Regions from separate parts of the Homo sapiens genome. Here region 1 is linked to region 2. A link is an interaction called in ENCODE POLR2A ChIA-PET data of the cell type or tissue named here. Cell type or tissue: PC-3. All regions are shown on one strand. Links, peaks and the distances in the headings refer to the core of each region. The heading gives the core; the rest is flanking DNA.

Evidence for each region. Peaks named below come from ENCODE experiments on the same cell type or tissue, not always from the same donor. Only the 100,000 strongest peaks of a DNase experiment are listed, where the experiment ranks them.
Region 1: POLR2A ChIA-PET joins it to region 2 with 5 read pairs; 1 of 35 experiments calls an interaction of 5 or more read pairs at or near these places.

Annotation. Positions count from the first base shown.
Region 1 is chr12:106,168,180-106,172,573 of GRCh38, reverse strand. It overlaps the pseudogene LOC341378. Among named protein-coding and RNA genes, the nearest start is that of NUAK1, 31 kb to the right of the region's middle. In PC-3, for the core only: no CTCF peak of the experiment used is centred there; a DNase peak (open chromatin) is centred at 2,103; H3K27me3 peaks cover 1,357 bases.
Region 2 is chr12:107,748,401-107,752,794 of GRCh38, reverse strand. It overlaps PRDM4 (PR/SET domain 4), which reads left to right. Exons shown (of 12, transcript NM_012406.4): 5 at 586-1,380. The region is part of intron 3 of PRDM4-AS1 (PRDM4 antisense RNA 1); the gene reads right to left. Among named protein-coding and RNA genes, the nearest start is that of PRDM4, 11 kb to the left of the region's middle. In PC-3, for the core only: no CTCF peak of the experiment used is centred there; a DNase peak (open chromatin) is centred at 4,094; H3K4me3 peaks cover 1,082 bases; H3K27ac peaks cover 1,558 bases.

The sequences.
Region 1 (4,394 bases), core at 72-4,071, 1.6 Mb after region 2:
TATTTTTATTAAATTCAGAGAAAGCATTAACTACAAATAAATACGTGACGTTTTCTAAAAGGCCACTTTGTGATAAAGTACATATAGTGTTCATGGTTTCTTTAAAGTGCTAGATTGTCTCTGGCTTGAGAATCATCTATTGTTTTCCAAGGTCTTTCAACACAACTCCAGCGCTGTTGTCAGGTAACACTGGCAAAGGTGTAAATGTGGGCCAAACATCTGAGATGGGTTTCAAAAGAAGATGCTGGGGCCCACCAGGTCCAAGTCCAGCTGGGTTAATAAGAGGTACAGCTGCCGAGCGAGGAGCCAAAACCGAATTTACCTCTCGTCTTCTACCTGACCTGGATTCTGCTGTATCTTTAAAACTTTCTGGTGCATTTGTGTCTAGTTTTCTCCTTCCTGGTGATTCTAGAGGTTTCATATCATGAACAGAAAGCTTTGGTGGTGGAACAGATGAATGAGATTCTGTTTCTAGAAATTTAACAAAACATTCTGAAAAAGAACTATTAAGCACAGATTGCTGATTTGGTCTCAAAGGTGTGTTGGGAACACTTTTTGATCCTCTTCCAAGCCACCCAGTCATCCACCTGGTAACACTGCCCTGATTGTCATGAAACAGCTGCTCCATCTCCTCCCTTCTGACCCCCAGGATGCTGCCCATCAACCGTAACACTTCGTGACGCTGATTTTTTGGCATGTGGAAATGACTGATGAAGAGGTTTCTCATTAGGACTTTGTCCACTTTTCCTTCTAGGCTGTTTGCTAAGTTCACCAATTTCTTTTGTACATCATCCAGCATTTCTTGTTGGAACTCATTTTGTTTTTTAAGTTCTTCAATTTGTTCTTCTTTTAGATCTAACTGTTCTGTAAGTCTTGATGCTGAATCCAATGCAGCATCTGCTTCATCCAAACGTTCCTGTAATGATATCACTTTTCTTTCCAAACTTTCTGCCTTTTTCTTCCATTCAGCTATAAGCTGTTTTTGCTTTTGTAGTTCAGCAGAATACATAGATTTTTCCTCTTTTTGGAAATGCTGTAGTACCATCTGCAGGTTGGCCAGTGACAGAGCATACTGCTTTACTTGTTGCTGAGAGGCAGAAAGCAGCGCAGTTTCATCCCTTTGCTTGGAGACTACATTCAATTGTTCTTGCAATGACTCTACCTGCACACTGGCTTGATGACTTGCATTTTCCATTGCATTAGAGGATGAAACTAGCTTTTCCTCCAATACTGTGACTTTCTTTCTTAGTTTAGCCTCTCTATGTTCTGAGGCCAAAGCTTCACTGGTATAAGAACCTTCTGATTCTAAAAGATGATTACGCAGTCTCTCTAGCTTCTGGTTTGACTGAAATTCTTAGTCACGTAAACATTGAACCTCTCTCTGTAGGGCAGTGTTTTCCATTTGTTTTTGTTTCAGGGCCAACATGACTTGGTCTCTCCTGTTGAAATACAACTGTCTTCTCCTGCACTGATTTAACTGCATTTAAAAGCTGTTTCTTTTCCACATTTAGCTGTTCTTGTTCTCTCCTCAAAATATCTCTACCATTTTCTGCAGAAGATAATTTTTTATTTATATCTTTTATTTTATCCTCAAGTTCCTCAATTTTTTTGGTAGACTCCACTTTTTCTGTTTGTAGAAGTTGAATAGTTTTTTTGCATCTCATAGACTTTAGAGTGATCAATTTCTGTAACTCCAGAGCTACCTTATTGTAACAGATTTTTGAGTTCTTCAGTTCGTTCTTCATAGTCACTTAATTCTTCTCGATGTCGTTGACTTATTTCTGTTGATGTGCATTGTGCAGTACTGATATTTCATGTTGATGGTCATCAATTTCCTGACTTTGGTTCTGTTTCAGTTCCTTAATGATATTTTGTAGTTTGCATGTTTTACTTTGGGCAGAGCTATGTGTTCCTCATGCTTTCAAAGTCTAAGCAATATGCCTCCAATAGCCAACTTCAGACTCAAGCCTTGAAACTTCATTTAAGAGTCGGTTTATTTCTTGTTGGGACAAAATTGTGTCCTCAAAGTCCATGTCATCATCATGGAAAGCTGAAGAATGATGACTAATCACATAAATGAATGAAGCTGCAGTGGTTGCTGGTACATCGCCAGCTGCTGAAGGTACTGACTGAGCAGCTGACCGCAGTTTCAGCAACTGATCCTGGAGGCAATCTGTCTGGCTTTAAGATGTCTGATTTCTACCTCTTTTTGTTGAAGTTGATTTCAACTTCAACAAAAAGCATTGTAGAATGCTTTTTAAACGTTAAAAAGCATTAATAAACAGCATTGTAGAATGCTGGTTTATTTGAAGCTCTGATGCTTCATATTTCACTTCTAGATCTGTACAAAGTTTCTTAAGCCTTTCATTCTCTGATCTCAAGATTGAATGAATGGCTTCAATTTCCTTTGTCCTGGAATCAGGTAATTCTGCTTCCACTTCCTCTGAGCCCTCCATCAGCATAACCTTTGTAAAGTTTGAAATCTGGCCAGTGAGGGAAGCCAGGCTGCCCCCGACTTGACCCAGAGACTGGCCCCATCTGGAGCCGAGGCTCCCAAGCCAGGACGACATCACGGCGACTTTAGTGAACTACCTGGTCCACTTGGAAAAAAAAGGTTTAGTGCCGTCGGATGATCCGACCAAATATCCTTGAATGCCTGCCTTCACGAGACTAGTCCAAAACACTCAGGATTCGATAACATAAGGCGGGGTTCCCAGGCAACGCCTGCTCCTAGTTCTGCTTAGAAACGCAGAGGCCTAGCCTGGGACTTTACCAGGTGCCCGCCTCTAGTGACATAGTCACCCATGCAGGGCTTCTGTTCATTCCCATGAATTCCCGTCGTCCAGATTGGGTCACTTCTTCATCTGCTCTAGTGAGTTTCTCCAGTTCCATGGGCAACTCCTGCCAACTTGACACCGCTCCCATGACACCTGCCAACAATTCTGCCAACAATTCTTTCTTTTTTTTTTTTAACTTTAAGTTCTGGGATACATGTGCAGAACGTGCAGGTTTATTACATAGGTTTACATGTGCCATGGTGGTTTGCTGCACCCGTCAACTTGTCATCTACGTGTTCAGCCCAGCATACATTAGGTATTTGTCCTAATGTTCTCCCTCCCCTTCCCCCAACTCCCCCACAGGCCCCGGTGTGTGACGTTCCCCTCCCTGTGTCCATGTGTTCTCATTGTTCAACTCCCACTTATGAGTGAGGACATGTGGTGTTTGGTTTTCTGTTCCTGTGTTAGTTTGCTGAGAATGGTGGTTTCCAGCTTCAGTCATGTCCCTGCAAAGGACATGAACTAATCCTTTTTTATGGCTGCATAGTATTCCATGGTGTATATATGCCACATTTTCTTTATCTAGTCTATCATTGATGGGCATTTGGGTTGGTTCCAAGTCTTTGCTATTGTGAATAGTGCCACAATAAACATACATGTTGATGTGTCTTTATAGTGAAATGATTTATAATCCTTTGGGTATATACCCAGTAATGGGATTACTGGGTCAAATGGTATTTCTGCTTCTAGATCCTTGAGGAATCACCACACTGTCCTCCACAATGATTGAACTCATTTACACTCCCACCAACAGTGTAAAAGCGTTCCTATTTCTCCACACCCTCTCTAGCATCTGTTGTTTCCTGACTTTTTGATGATCACCATTCTCACGAGCGTGAGATGGTATCTCATTGTGGTTTTGACTTGCATTTATCTAATGACCAGTGATGATGAGCTTTTTTTCATACGTTTGTTGGCCACATAAATGTCTTCTTTTGAGAAGTGTTTGTTCATATCCTTTGTCCACTTTTTGATGGGGTTGTATTTTTCTTGTAAATTTGTTTAAGTTCCTTGTAGATTCTGGATATTAGACCTTTGTCAGATGGATAGATGGCAAAAATTTTCTCCCATTCTGTAGGTTGCCTGTTCACTCTGATGATAGTTTCTCTTGCTGTGCAGAAACTCATTAGTTTGATTAGATCTCACTTGTCGATTTTGGCTTTTGTTGCAATTGCTTTTGGTATTTCAGTCACGAAGTCTTTGCCCGTGCCTATGTCCTGAATGGTATTGCCCAGGTTTTCTTCTAGGGTTTTTATGGTTTTAGGTTTTAAGTTTCAGTCTTTAATTCATCTTGAGTTATTTTTTGTAAAAGGTGTAAGGAAGAGGTTCAGTTTCTGTTTTCTGCATATGGCTAGCCAGTTTTCCCAGCACCATTTATTAAATAGGGAATCCTTTCCCCATTGCTTGTTTTTGTCAGGTTTGTCAAAGATCATATGGTTGTAGATGTATGGTGTTATTTCTGAGGCCTCTCTTCTGTTCCATTGGTCTATGTATCTGTTTTGGTAGCAGTACCATGCTGTTTTGGTTACTGTAGCCTTGTAGTATAGTTTGAAGTCA
Region 2 (4,394 bases), core at 112-4,111:
AGGGTATTAACATTTTTGAGGCTCCTAATATATATGCTTCACAAAGAAGTTTTAGCAGTTTACATTCCCTCTGGCAGTTTAGTAAGTATCATTTCACCATATCCTCCCAAGCACAAGTGTTAATTTTTTTTTGTTTTAATAAAACAGGTACAATTGTGACTTGTATTAAATAGTTTGTGTTATGATAGTTTAATTATATTAAATTATATTTAATTAAGTTTTATTTTTCACATGGAAGATCTGTTTTTAAATCATTTTACCTTTTAATAATTAGGAGAGCAAATTTTACACCTTAGGACTCAGGAATTGCAACCATATGTATATTAAAAGCAGTGTTTTCGTTAGTGATTCCCAGTTAGCTTCAAAGGAACATAGTTAACTTTTTTAGGATTTTCGAGTTTTACAGGAAAAACTCAATTACGGTATATGTATGTTGCTATTTATAAAATAGTGTGTATCGATTAAATTAAAGAAGCAGGAGATTATTTGAACTTAGTTATGTTTGTAAGGAAATAGCGTCTAGTGCTTGGAATTCTTTAATAATGTACTAAAAGTCTCTGATATCTCATCTTTTCCTTTTCTCAGGCATTTTATCTTATTTAGCTGACAGACCACCTCCACAGTACATCCACCCTAACTCTATAAATGTTGATGGTAATACAGCATTATCTATCACCAATAACCCTTCAGCACTAGATCCCTATCAGTCCAATGGAAATGTTGGATTAGAACCAGGCATTGTTTCAATAGACTCTCGCTCTGTGAACACACATGGTGCCCAAAGTCTTCATCCCAGTGATGGCCATGAGGTGGCCTTGGACACAGCAATCACTATGGAGAACGTTTCTAGGGTTACCAGCCCAATTTCGACAGATGGAATGGCAGAGGAGCTTACGATGGACGGTGTTGCAGGCGAGCATTCCCAAATCCCAAATGGCTCCAGAAGTCATGAACCTCTGTCTGTGGATTCTGTGAGCAACAACCTTGCAGCAGACGCTGTAGGACATGGTGGTGTGATACCCATGCATGGGAATGGCCTGGAGCTCCCTGTGGTCATGGAGACAGACCACATTGCAAGTCGGGTCAATGGCATGTCTGACAGTGCCCTCAGTGACTCCATTCACACTGTGGCCATGAGCACCAACTCTGTAAGCGTGGCACTCTCTACCTCACACAACCTTGCCTCCCTAGAATCTGTTTCCCTCCATGAAGTTGGCCTCAGCCTAGAACCTGTGGCTGTCTCCTCCATCACCCAGGAGGTTGCTATGGGGACAGGTCATGTAGATGTATCTTCAGACAGTCTTTCTTTTGTATCACCTTCACTGCAAATGGAAGACTCCAATTCAAACAAGGAGAACATGGCAACCTTGTTTACAATTTGTGAGTGTGTTTAGCCTTTCTTTTTTGGAAATATTTGTAAAAAGGGCCACCATCCCTAACAAGTTAAGTCGTAAAGTTTGGCATTAAGGGAGTATAGAAAGCAACTAGACCTTGGAACTTTTCTTTGCCTTGGTATTGTCCTTTATATTAATGTGGTGCCTTTTCTTCAAGTAAGCCAAATGATATACATACATTTAGTTGGTTCTTAGAGCATCCTCCTGAAGAAATGAAATGTGAAGTAGTCATTTTTGTATTTTGCAGATAAGCTTAGCACATGCGGTAGTGTGTGCCTGTAGTCCCAGCTATTCTGGAGGCAGAGGCAGGAGGTTGCTTGAGCCCAGGAGTTTCAGGCTATAGTGTTCTGTGATCCCACCTGTGAATAGTCCCAGCTATTCTGGAGGCTGAGGAAGAGGGTTGCTTGAGCCCGGGAGTTTCAGGCTATAGTATGCTGCGATCACACCTGTGAATAGTACTGCACTCCGGCCTGGGCAACAAAGTGAGACCCTGTCTCTAAAAAACAATCATAGTGATAATACAATATTTTTTTAAAAAAGGTAAGTTTAGCCCAGTAATAGTTAAGGTATTTCCCAAGGTTTCACAAATAGAGAGTTATAGGGGTAAATTCTAGTAAAGCTGTTTGTGACATGCCTTGTGAAAATTATTCAGTCACTTTTATAACCCCATGGAAAAATGTAGGTGGATATAAACCAATTTTTTTCTTTGCTCAGAGTGCATATAAATTATTATTCTTGGGCGTGTAAAAGTTTTTCTTATTGGGCAACAACAACAAAAAACAATATAAAAACAGTTGATTTACTGGTGTCACTGTGTTTCATTCATGCAGGAAACATGTTGAGTGCTTATTTTAATTTATTGATAGGGTTTCTCTGTCGCCCAGGCTAGGGTGCAGTGGTGCGATCACGGCTCACTGTAGCCTCGACCTCCTGGGCTCAAGTGATCCTCCCACTTTAGCCTCCCGAGCAACTGGGACCCCAAGTGTGTACCACCACACCTGGCTAATTTTTAAATTTTTTGTAGAGATGGGGGTCTCACTGTGTTGCCTTGGCTGGTCTTGAACTCGACTCAAGCAATCTTCCTGCTTCAGCCTCCCAGAGTGCTAGGATTACAGGTGTGAGCCATCATGCTGGGCTTTTTAGTGCTTACTATGTGGCAGCCTCTGCTAGATGCTAGGGATAGAACGATCTACCAAGAGACAGTATGTGTACATACCTTTAAGGAGCTTACAGTCTGGTAGGAAGCATAGGAGACTGTTACAATATAGGATAATAATAAGTGTGACGATGGGGTGAAGTGCATTGGTACTAAAGTAGCCTGAAGGGGAGCAACTAGCCAGGCCATGGAAGGGTCGGGGAAGATTTAACCAAGGGAAGTAACATACATGTTAGCACAGACCTTAAGGACAAGAAAGATGTGGGCAGTTGAGAGTCAGGAAGACAGGAGCTGGCACCTGTAAGTGCCTAGAACCAAAAGAATCATGAGTGTTTCAGAATTGCTGAAGCATAAAATGAGGGTGAAGAGAGGGGTCATGTGGTGAGAGGAGAAGTAGGAGCCAGAACACAAAGGCTCTTTTAAGACCGGTCAAGAGTTTTAGGGAGTGAGGGTTGGGGTAGGGCTTTGCTGCAATGTGAGAATAAATTTGTTAAGAGGCAAGGAGGTGTGGAAGATATCATAATTTATGGGAAAGGTGATGATTCTCACCAATCTAGAGTAGAGGTAATTAGGATGCAGAAGAGTGGAGGACATTTGCAGAGAACCCAGTTGAGCTTATCGATTGGATAAAGTTGGAGGAGGGAAGCATTAAGGAGAAAACCCTGGTTTCTGGCTTCTGAAACTAGGTAGATAGAAACTAGGTAAGTAGAGAAGGCCATGTGTTGGCTCACACCTGTAATCCCAGCACTTTGGGAGGCTGAGGCAGAAAGATCATTTGAGACCAGGAGTTCAAGATCAGCCTGGGCAGCATAGTGAAACCCTGTCTCAGGAAAAAAAAAAAAAAAAAAGCAAACAGAAACTAAGTAGGTAGGGTAGTAGTGAAAGGCAGAGGAGGATATGATTTTGATTTTTATTATTTTGGGAGGAGTGACGATGAGTCAAGTTTTAGACATGTTGATTTCAGTGTCTGTAAGACACCCAGTAGAGATGTCTAATGAAAAGTTGTGTGTGGACCTGAGAGAGATCTGTCTGGAAATATTTAAGAATCATCAACATTAAGATGTTATTTGTGGCTGTAGAAGTGGAATGAAATCATCTAGTAAGAGTGTGGACTGAGAAGAGGGCTAGGGATATCAAGATATAGCAGAAGAGGAGCTTCCAAATAGACTCAACGGGAGCATCAAAAATAGGAGGAAGCCCAGAACCATTCTGTGCCACAAAATCCAGCCCATGGAGAGACTAGTTTTAACCTTTTAAAGTCTCAAATTTAGAGTTTTAAAATGTTTTAATCGAAGAATGTAATGAATATAAGGCTAATTTAGCAGAAGGTAGGAGGTGGCCTAAATAAGCTTATTGATTTTTTTCTTAAGAGGGCAAATGGAACCTCTTCTAAGTGTGTGTGGTTTATAATGAGATATAATTTATGTATACATTTTAAACGTGCAATTTAGTGGTTTTTTTGGTGTATTTACAAGGCTGTGCAACCACCACCACTGTCTCCTTCCAAAACATTTTAGTCACCCGGTAAAGAAACTTCATAACCATTAGTCACTTCCCATTCCCTCCTTCCGCGTATTCTCAGCAACCACTAATCTACTTTCTGTCTCTATGGATTTGCCTTTTCCAGATATTTCATATAAATGGAATCATGCGATACTTGGCCTTCTGGATCTAGTTTCTTTCTCTTCGCATAATACTGTTCTGTCTCATCCATGTTGTAGCATGTATTTGTACTTCATTTCTTTTTAGAGCTGAATAATCTGTAATATGGATATACCACATTTTGTTTATCCATTTATCAGTTGATGGACATTTGGGTTGTTTCTGCTTTTTGGCTACTATGA